2 separate regions of the Homo sapiens genome follow, and region 1 is linked to region 2. Evidence: read pairs that join two places in POLR2A ChIA-PET (ENCODE). Cell type or tissue: B cell. All regions are shown on one strand. Links, peaks and the distances in the headings refer to the core of each region. The heading gives the core; the rest is flanking DNA. Region 1 overlaps DAP (death associated protein). Region 2 overlaps ANKRD33B (ankyrin repeat domain 33B).

Region 1 (5,383 bases), core at 169-5,168, 62 kb before region 2:
CCCAAGCAATGAGGTTGGAATTGAAAATCCTTTCCAAGCTCTCCCCAGTGGTGGGATTGATGTACTGGGCTCCCTTACCTACCTCGTTACTCTGGGAGTGTCCTGCGTTTGGGTCTGGCACACCACACCATGCAGTAGTCACACTGTGTGAGCTCCACGGCTGCAGCATCGCATAGTCGGACTTTTATTCATCTTCTTTCCCCAGTAACTCACCTGGGTTTTTATAGGAATGCATGTACACGTCCTGAATAGCAAACCTAAAAACATTTATAATGCATACCTCATACAGTAGAACTTCAGCTATTTGTGTTAATTATAGTGAATGGTAGTCAGATGTGCTTTTTAAAAATCCAGATTATTAAATACAAAGAAATATGGTGGTACTTTCATGATCAAGCCATGGCACATGCTTGTCTATTCCAGAGGTGCCAGGTGAATTCCTCGTAGAGGAGATGTGACTGAAAGCACAAAGGAGGATTACTTGTAATGAACGTATCAATTATTTGTAGATTGAGGGTCTTTTGATTTTAATATTCTTTCTACTATCTTGTTTATGTTGCCTATAACCTTTGACCCAATGAACATGAACTTCAAATTAGTGAAATCCAACGAAATAAGGTTTTACTCTGTCAGAAAAATCACTCACCCAACAACAGGCACAGCTGTGCTCCTGTGCTCCTGCACCCTAGTTAGAGGTGCTGAGAACATTTCACAGCATCCAGAGCCTTATCTGTTGACCCCAAACGCATTCCTATATGGGCCTGCAGTGTAGGAGTCCACCTGCACAACCGCACAAGGACTTTCCCCCATTGCTTACGATGACAAAGAAAAGTGGAAGTGTGGAAACTGTTATCATTAATAACATGGTTTCAGAGTCGCTGTGCTTTTCACACTGTACGCTATAGCCCGTTGGTGGGTCATGAAGTCAGTTGAGTGGATGGAGATCAGCAGGGATGGGACCATACAGATCCCATATTACATGGGATTAGTGCATCCCAGGATACAAGGGGCAGAATTGTTTGTTTAGGGAGATATGTGCGTGTGTGTGTGTGTGTGTGTGTCTGATATGTGTATATGTGTATGCCTGTGTGCGTGTATGTGTCTGCATGTGTGTGTGTATGTATGTCTGTGCATGTGTGTATGTGCGTCTGTGTGTATCTGTGTGTGTATATGTGTGTGTCTGTGTCTGTGTGTCTCTATGTGTGTGTGTGCACTTGTGCCCACTGCATCACAATGTAAAATGATCCAGGTTTTTATTGTGGGTCATACTGAAAATGTAGGAAAGCCATTTGATAGAAAATCTTTTAAGCAATTCCAGAGTAGAGAAGAATTAATAATTTGGTTTAAAAATTTTCCTCCTCAAAGTGGTCATTTCAGTTTATATTCTCCCAAGTTATTTCTCTGCTCTGACAGCATATGCCCTTTATAATCTGCCTGTTGGTATATCTGCCTGGAGTTGTAACAATGCTCAAGTTTGTATTGCCCGTGAAATTCCTTTGTACTTAATATTAAAGGATGATTCAGCTCTTCAGTGTAGCATCCAACTCTTAAGAATTTCAAGCCTAAATAAGAATTAGAGCCACTTGGAGGTAGCGACAGCATGGGGTGAGGCACCAAATTAATGTGATTCATGGAGAATTTAATCTAAAAGAGAACTGGATGATGAGCAGAGCCAGTACTCATCCAGTGCCACCCATCCATCACACCATCTTTGCACCATAGCACCTGTGCATCACATGATTCCTATGCCACGCCACCTGTGTGCCATACCACCCACACACCACACCACCCATGCATCACACCACCTGTACATCACGCCGCCTGTGCACCACACTGATCGCAAATCACACCACCCGTGCATCACACCACCTGTACATCACGCCGCCTGTGCACCACACTGCTCACAAATCACATCACACTGCCTGTGCACCACACTGATCGCAAATCACACCACCCCTGCATCACAGCACCCATGCATCACACCACCTATGCATCACACTGCCTGTGCACCACATAGTTTATGCACCACATCACCCGTGCATCACACCACCAGCTCTCCTGCCCTCAGCTCAGTGCTGGGGCCACATTGTTACGGGGTTTTGAATATGAATCTTTAAATTACTCAAGTTTGTGCTGCTGTTGAGAAAAGGCAGAATGCACCCTTGGGCAGTTCTCCCATTCCCGAACCCACCCACATGTCTGCCTCTCAACACTTGCTCAGCTGACTAAGCTACACCTTTCAGATATCAGCTGAAATCTCACTGGCCCTCCAAACCAGTTTAAACCCCTGCTGTGTGCTCCTTTAGCACCTTGGCCTTCCCCTTCATAGCACTTGGCTTAAATGTAAATGCCCAGTTGAGTTTTCATTATTCATTTGACATTGAGCCCCAGCCACCTCAGACGTTGCAAACTGGCCGACTGACTTGGGGACAGACCCATGGCTTTTTTTAAGGCCAGTCCCCTCTGACTTCTCCATGTGGGTTTTGAACTTAGCCTGCCATCCTTCCCTCTTATAGTTGTGGGAATTCAGATCAAGAAAGGAGGAAGCGCGTGACCAGGTTACCTAATTAGGGGAGGACACAGGATGTTCGTGTTGTTCATGAAGATGGACCTGAAGCATGCCGTGTGCATCGGGTTTTTCTGGGCTTTTCTGGAATGCTGAGCCCTTTTCTCGAGGGCAGTGCTCCCACCTACAGCATAGGATCAGGTGCACACATCTGTTGGCCTCTTCATTAGGTACAATTTAATGTATTAAATTTGGATACTGTTTCTAGGTTAGTAAAAGTGTGTCTTTATCAAATCCGATCATCATTTTTGTCTCATAAACAAGAGACAAGAAATTCTTCCAGGTAAAATGTTTCTCAACTGCCTCGTCACTGATTAGTAAAGTGAGTTTGTCTTAACAAGTCCATCTCTGTCCGATTTTCTGACAAACCAGGTAACATTTGAATAAATTCTCAAGATTGTGCCCAAGCCATATAAGGCATTAATGCATTTGAGGTTTGGATTTGAAAGCATCAGCTGCAGTTAGGAGCCCAGGCTTCGGTGTCACACTTGTGAGTTTGGTTCCTAGCTTCTCCTCTTACTCACTGTGTAGCCTTAGGCAGGTTATTCAACCTCTCTGTGCATGTGTCCTTATCTGTAAACTGTGATTATTAATAATATTACCTAAGCTGACTGTTGTGAAGATTACATGAGTTAATGTGTCTCCAGTACATAGAATAGTTCTGGGCCCAGAGTCAGAAAGAAATACTAGCTATTATTAGTAGTATGTTCATTAGTAGTTGATGTATCGCCATCATTTTATAGTCAAGCACCTAGAACTAAAAGTTATCCTAACACCCTGTAAGTGGATGGCTGTGGTTAATACAGAATATTTAGGCAAAATGTGTTTATGAAGACACTTCTGCCTGTTCTTGTTGTGTACTGCTTTCCATGTTGTGCTGTTGGATGCAAATGCCGATGTGAGCTAAGCTCTCTGCAGTCCAGAGGGCGGAGGTGACTGTGGCTTCTTTCTCATCTACCTAAAATGATGCATATTTGAGAAATGCTTTGTTTCTGGGGCTCTCACATGATTCAGGGGCAGTAAATCCCCAAAGGAATGTCACTTTTTTTATGGCTCATGGAACTAATGTCTCACCAAGCACACCTGGTCCAGCATACCCACCTAACCAAGGATTTCATAATTTGTGGAATTTTTCAACACATAGGTATATCAAATCATAACAAAAGAAAATCAGCACTCAAAGGTATGACTGCACCTTACATTTAAATCTGCTTCTCTCCCCATGAAAGATGATACTGAGTAGGAAAGGAAAACTGCAGGAGGGCAGAGAGCATCTTAGACCAAAGTTGAGTTCTCCTTTCTCTATGAAAAATGCCCGTTGTCTGACAGGTTTCGCCCAGATAGTACACACCATGAGGGCATGTGGCCCTGCATGGAACTGCTTCTGTTTCATCACAAATGACAAGGCAGCTGAAAGGCTGGGGCCAAATGCACAGCCTTGTTCTCACACAGCAGTGGAGAGAGCCCAGGCTTCTGCCACACAGACTTGTCCTTCCAGTGACCAAACAGCACGTGACCCAGTGGTGGAGAAAAGGAGGATGGAGAAATGGATTCCCTAGCCTGGGCCTCCCACTAGATCACTGTGACCCCTATTTAGCCTCCGAGGTAAAACTCTTTCCAAAATGTGTAAACCACCTTCACCTCTACATAAAATATGGAACACAATTGCAACTCAGCCTTTAATACATGTGTCACGACCGTGTGTAGTGTGGGCCGCGGTGGGCTGATGCTAATGGAAGTTCTGCCCAAAAGGCTTCCTGATTCAAACGCATCAGGAAATGGGTGAAAGGAAGTTAATCTGGTTTCCTTAAGATGACTCAGAGCCCCATTACACTAAGGGGCATTTCAGTCTCTCAGAGGAGGATACAGGAAGTAGTGTTTCCAGAATTTAGTTGACCACAGGCTACTCAAATTGCATTGCAGGATGAGAGCCAGGCAGAATGTATTTTGGGCCACAATTCTGAGGTTGTGCATCCGACAGGTGTAGGAAGACCAGAGCTAGCCAGAAAGTTTGAGGACCCACGTGCTTGTCCTGGCTCCACTTCCTCCCATTCCCTCGACCACAGGGACTGTCTACCTCTAAGCTGCTTTCTCACCTGTATGAAAAGGAGGTCAGTGATGCTTGTGGGCTCCTGGCCCTGTACACTGCGCAGGAAAGACTGAGGGATCACAGGCAACGGGCTCTAGAATCAGTGAAAGGCCACACAAACAGAAGACAGGTGTTGGTGCTCAGTTCTATTAACCCAGAAAAGACCAAGATACAATTTGGGGAAAATTCCCTGATTACATTTGTTCTATTCTGCTTTGCCAAGGGTTTCACTTAATTGAATGAATCCAATTTTACTCTATACAGATAAGTGTATAGAGCTGACCATGGCATCTCCATGTAATCCAGGAGTAATCTTTTTACCTCCTGACAGTTTTACCGTCTTACCTGTTTCTAATCCATTTCCCTTTCTTGGCAGCAGACTGGGCGACAGCACAGAGACACATAGGAAGTGGTGAGCGGAAAGTGCCCATGTCTCCAAGGCAAATACACATTCCAGAGCACTCAGAAAACTGCAGAGGGCTTTATGTTTTCACACTGAAACTCATGGTGGCAAAAATTGAGCTGATGTGAGGATATTTATGGTCCCTAAATCCTACTTAGTGTAATATCCATACATTTTGCTGTAGAAAAATTAATGGGTTTGAATATGGGGTGCTGCCCAAGCCCCTCCAGAACTGTTCACTATATATGATTTTTATAACATATTGCCTTTATAAAACTTGAAAAATCCTGAATTCTGAAACCTATGTAGCCCCAAGGGCTCCAGG
Region 2 (5,383 bases), core at 222-5,221:
AGGAGGCTGAGGCAGGAGAATCGCTTCAACCCGGGAGGCAGAGGTTGCAGTGAGCCGAGATCGCACCACCGCACTCCAGCCTGATTAACAGAGAAAGACTCCATTTCAAAAAAAAAAAAATCATTGAGGATTTCAAGTCCCATTAGTCATATCTCCACCAGCAAAGCAACATGGAGAACTAGGGCAATTATCTAGTCTGTGAGCTCAAAGGGGACCGGACCCGACAGACGCTTCTTCATTTATATCCCATGCAGACCCAGGAGTCTGACATGTGATGGCTGATCAACGTGTGCTGAACTGAGGAAGGTCGGGTCCCCAGCCACTGCCCTGGCCTGTTGGCCCACAGTGGCCTCATGGCTCTGGCAGACCCAGCTCACCTGAGCTTGCCTGGTAAGGATCTTAGTTCTGTGACACATTAAAGAATAGCCATATTAGAAGAGTGGTAATTATTTGGAACTGGATATCAGGATGGAACTCATTAGCTAGAGTACAATTTATAAACTGACTAAAATGAAAAGGGGGCAGTAAAAGTGTCATTGCAAAAAATAGATGACACATTAAACCTTAATTAATTGCATGTCACTTAAAAAAGGAACAAACTATAAAATTAAAATCTTAATGAACACTGCCTGAAAGAGACATTTTTCAAATGCTAATGGAAAACCAGAGGAAGATCTGTCCAAAGTTTTGCACTCTTCGTCCTGATGTTCACCTATCTTTTCAAAATGATCTCAGAAAATACAAACATTCTAAGGAACAAAGGCCACTGAGCCCTAGAATCAGAGTCATGCTATAAATTAGGGATCTGCTGCCTTAGGAAGCAACTGTAAAGGGTTATATTAATGACATGAACACAGCAATTAAATTATAAAAGATAAGTACCGATTATTAACATTTTATACAAATACCTTCCAGAGAATACAGAGGATTTCTGAAATGCCACTGTATCCATCTTCTCGCCAGCAGACCCCCCAGCATCGTCATCTCCCACCCAGTGTTGTTTTGCCCAGGGCTCAATCATGTGGACAAAAGTGGAGCTGCCACCCATGGGTCCACTCGCTGCCTTGTTGAGTGCTCTAAGTCTACACAAAATCCTCTATTTCACTTGAGGCAGCAACATCCTCAGTTCTTGGCAATGCATCACGATCAGTCTAACCCAGGACTTCTGAACCTCAGCACTGTTGACATATTAGGCCAGGTAATTATTTGGTGTGGGCTGTCCTGTGCATTGGAGAACATTTAACGGCATCCCTGATCTCTACCTTCTTCTAGATGCCAGTAGCAGTCCGCCAGTTCTGACAACCAAAAATGTCTACAGACGTGGCCAAATGTCCCCTGGGGCAACATTACCTCCAGCTGAGAATCACTATTGGAATCTAACGGCTGCAATCCTGTTCCCCATTCTTCCAGCCTCCCTTACAGCTAAAAGTAGCCAAGCAACCCAGCACTGGTGACTGAGCCCTAAAGAGGGTTCTGCCTCCTGACGAAAGGGACCAGCATGGTTGGTGCTGCTGCAGCTTCCTGTCTGAAACACATATTGGGTGATTCTCGTGGAATCAAGGGGTGACAGATCAACAGGCTAAGGGGAGCCAAATGGACAGGAGGAAACCACTGTTGTCCTCATGGAATCCAGGGCCAGCTCTGGAGGGTGACTGCCAACCTCAGACTTCCAGGGAGCTGAGAAATGCGGCCTGTTTTCTTTAAGCCACTGTCTAGTCAGGATTTCTGTTACTTGCAGCCAAAAACATTCCAAACAGGTGCTAATGGGAAAAAAAAATCTATACTTTCCATCACTCATTCTCAAGAAGGCTTTCTCTGGGAGCCATGGCCAGGCCCAGGACTAGCAGGAGGTGGGTGGAGCGTGAAGCCCTGAATGTGTCACTTCCTTTCCTGCTTCTCCACCAGCCCCCACCCACCCCCATGTTATCCACTCTACAAACCCTAGCTCAGGTCTCCCTCTTGCCAGGGGGCCTTTCCTGGCCACAGGAGACCACTGTGGACCAGCCCTCACTGCCTCCCCTTGTGCCACCTCCAGCCTGTATCTTGGGCATTGTGGGTATAATCGGGATGACAAATCTGGATGCAGGGTCCAAGAAAGAGCTTGTGCTCCAGCCCAGCAGGGAGGACAAGCCACCCCCACCACATAGCAGGTGGGAAGTGTGCTCAAAGTTCTCATCTCCCCTCAAAGAGGCACTGGAGTTGGGAAATAAACTTCCCAGCATCTCTGCGATATCTTTTCCTCATAGTGGAGGGTCCAGGGGGTCTGAGTCCCAGCTGCCCACAAGAGGAACCTGCTCATTGGTGGACATTTCTTAGCTTCCATTCTTCCCAATCTCACTTGCTGCCCCCTCACTCCACTTCCTGGGGCCACCATCCCTCAAAACTACTTGCCCCCAAGTCCTTGTCTCGAGGTTTGCTTTGCAGGTGACACAGAATGCTTGACTTTTCATCCTTTCTCTGGCTAATGACTTCAAACAATTCTACATGGCAAATTCACACTTCATAGGAAATTTAAGTTTTCCTTATAAACAGAAAGAAACCTCTATATGGTTGGAAATCATCTGACTTTCCAGAAAGAGATATCAGGGCTTCCCTGAGACAAGAGCAACCCTCTGACCCACAGCGGGAGCATCTCTGATCTCTGTTCCTCGCCGTCCTTTAAATCCACTTTGCGCCTTGGAATCACAGGAAGATTTGAGGTTATTGCTGCTTGTTTTTGCTTCCTGAAGGCTGCGGCAGTTACACCACACTTCAGGTCTGAAAGTGAGCTCCCTTAAGCAAGCCTGGAACCTGGCAACCTCCACAGATTCTGCCTCTCTTCAGAAAAAAATCACATCCTCGATACGCTTCTCAGAGCCACCTATTTAAATAGACCTGTCACTGTGGGCATTAATATTTCAGTGAATTAACAAGGTTCTGCAACTCCCTTGTGATGCTCTTCAGCAGAGCCTGCATTACTCCTTACGAAGCCAAACCAAAGATGCAATCGATCAGCCTCTCAGAACCCGGTTATACTTTTTATTACAATCTGAAGTGTCAATCTAAAAGAAAGGCTCTGGCTATTAGTTTCTTTAAATGGTTTATTTTTTTCTTAATATCACGTATTTAAATGGAAAGAATAAGACTTAAAATATTTGTGTGAATTTTAGAAATATATCAACATCTGTCCTTATTGCTCTCCACTAATCCTGGGGAAGCAATTCAACACTTTTTTTTTTTTTTTTAATTCTTACCCATCTACTGTCAAAGGAAAATAAAACCCACTTTTCTTGGGAGAACTGTAAGCTTAGTAGTAATAGTAGAAGATGAAAATATTCCGTAAGTTCTACACTACAACCAAAGCTTAAGAGGGCAGCTCAAAAGTTCCCTAAACAAGATGTCACTTCTCTTTTTTTTTTTTTTTTTTTTTTGAGACAGAGTCTCACTCTGTTGCCTAGGCTGGAATACAGTGGCATGATATCGGCTCACTGCAACCTCCGCCTCCTAGGTTCAAGCGATTCTCTTGCCTCAGCCTCCCGAGTGGCTGGGATTACAGGCTTGTGCTACCATGCCCGGCTAAATTTTTTTTGTATTTTCAGTAGAGGCGGGATTTCACCATGTTGGCCAGGCTGGTCTCGAACTCCTGTCCTCAGGTGATCCACCCGCCTCAGCCTCCCACAGTGCTGAGATTACAGACGTGGGCCACCATGCCCGGCCAAGATGTCACACTTTTATTTGAGGGAGGAATACAGAACAAGCGAGGAAGAGTACACAGAGGGGAAAATGTCTCTTCTCACTTTGTATATCCTTTCCCATTTAAATTATTTATATCAGTGGTTCTCGATGGGAAGCAATTTTTCCCCCAACCTGGGAGACTTTGAGCAACATCTAGAGACATTTTTGGTTGTCACAACTGAAGAGGTGCTACAGTCATCTTGTGGGTAGAGGCCAGGGATGCCACTAAAAATCCTACAATTTGAAAGACAGCCCCCACAACAAAGAATTATCTGGCTCTGCATGTTAGTAGTGCTGAAATTAAGAAACCCCTGGCCAGGTGCGGTGGCTCACACCTGTAATCCCAGCACTTTGGGAGGACGAGGCATGCAGATCACAAGGTCAGGAGTTTGAGACCAGCCTGGCCAATATGGAGAAACCCTGTCTCTCCTAAAAATACAAACATTAGCTGGATGTGGTGGTGCATGCCTGTAGTCCTAGCTACTCAGGAGGCTGAAGCAAGAGAATTGCTTGAACCCAGGAGGCAGAGATTGCAGTGAACCGAGATCGCGCCACTGCACTCCACTCTGGGCGACAGAGTGAGACTCCGTCTCAAAACAAAACAAAACAAAGCAAAACAAACAAACAAAAACAGAACAAAAAAGCAAAAAACAAAAACCCTGAGGTAGGGGCTTACTACCCTCATTAAGAAAGTTTAAGTATCTCATTTACAAGATATTTCTCAAAGGGAAAAACAAACCGTATTTTTTCATTCACTTAACAGATAACTATTGAACACATAAACTCACCAATAATCATAATAATAACAATAATCACAACCAACATGTCCGAAGGCTTCTCCAAGCCCAGCATGCACCCGAGGGCTGTTCTGTTGTGAACGTGCCCAATCCGCATCCCACCTTCCTGCGGTGGGTGCTATCATTAGCCTCATTTTATAGAAGAGGAAACTGGGGCCCAGAGAGGTGAGTGACAGGCTGCAGGTGTAGAGATGGGAAGTGGAGAAGATGAATTTGAAACTGGGTCCTGGTTCCTGGACTGTTTCTGTTCAGCTCCTGCTCTGTACCTCGTATAGGACAGGGAGAGACTCACTAGAGGATCCCACAGACAATAATCCGTGGATTGTTCTAGACTGTGATGGGGGATGGGCTTGCAAAGTGGAGAATAGGGGAGGGAGAGTCTCAAATCTAATGTCAAATTTGTATCCAAATAACTGATGGGGGAAGAGCAATGTCAGCAGTAAACCCACTGCCCGCAGACTCATCGTTCCAAGAGATGTGCAAGGTGTTTCTGGAATCCTCTAAATGCTGTCACACATGCCTGAAACCCCCAGGAGACCCAGGGAAGAAAGCACGGCAGTCAAACGGAGCGATTAGAGGGCAACTGACCTAAAAAAGGTTTGCAGTTCAAATTAATTCAATGGGAAAGTGCAGTGATGTGACTGACATCATAAATGTTCAGTTGAAAAAGTCAATTACCAAACATCTACGCCCAATTATAACTAGATCCAGAAATAGTAAAAGTGTCTGAAGCTCCCGCCAAACACAAAAGCATCACATAATTACCATTTAATTAGTAGGAACCATTTCTCATTGATGAGGGCAGGCAGGGCCGAAACTCTGTTGAAACTGATATCTCGTTTTTTTAAAATAAAACTATCATCTCTGAATCA

Evidence for each region. ChIA-PET counts read pairs that join two places held together with the same protein. Peaks named below come from ENCODE experiments on the same cell type or tissue, not always from the same donor. Only the 100,000 strongest peaks of a DNase experiment are listed, where the experiment ranks them.
Region 1: POLR2A ChIA-PET joins it to region 2 with 6 read pairs; 5 of 35 experiments call an interaction of 5 or more read pairs at or near these places.

Annotation. Positions count from the first base shown.
Region 1 is chr5:10,704,121-10,709,503 of GRCh38, reverse strand. All of the region lies in intron 2 of DAP (death associated protein), which reads left to right. Among named protein-coding and RNA genes, the nearest start is that of DAP-DT, 54 kb to the left of the region's middle. In B cell, for the core only: no CTCF peak of the experiment used is centred there; no DNase peak of the experiment used is centred there.
Region 2 is chr5:10,641,847-10,647,229 of GRCh38, reverse strand. All of the region lies in intron 3 of ANKRD33B (ankyrin repeat domain 33B), which reads right to left. Among named protein-coding and RNA genes, the nearest start is that of ANKRD33B, 80 kb to the right of the region's middle. In B cell, for the core only: no CTCF peak of the experiment used is centred there; a DNase peak (open chromatin) is centred at 3,337; H3K27ac peaks cover 318 bases.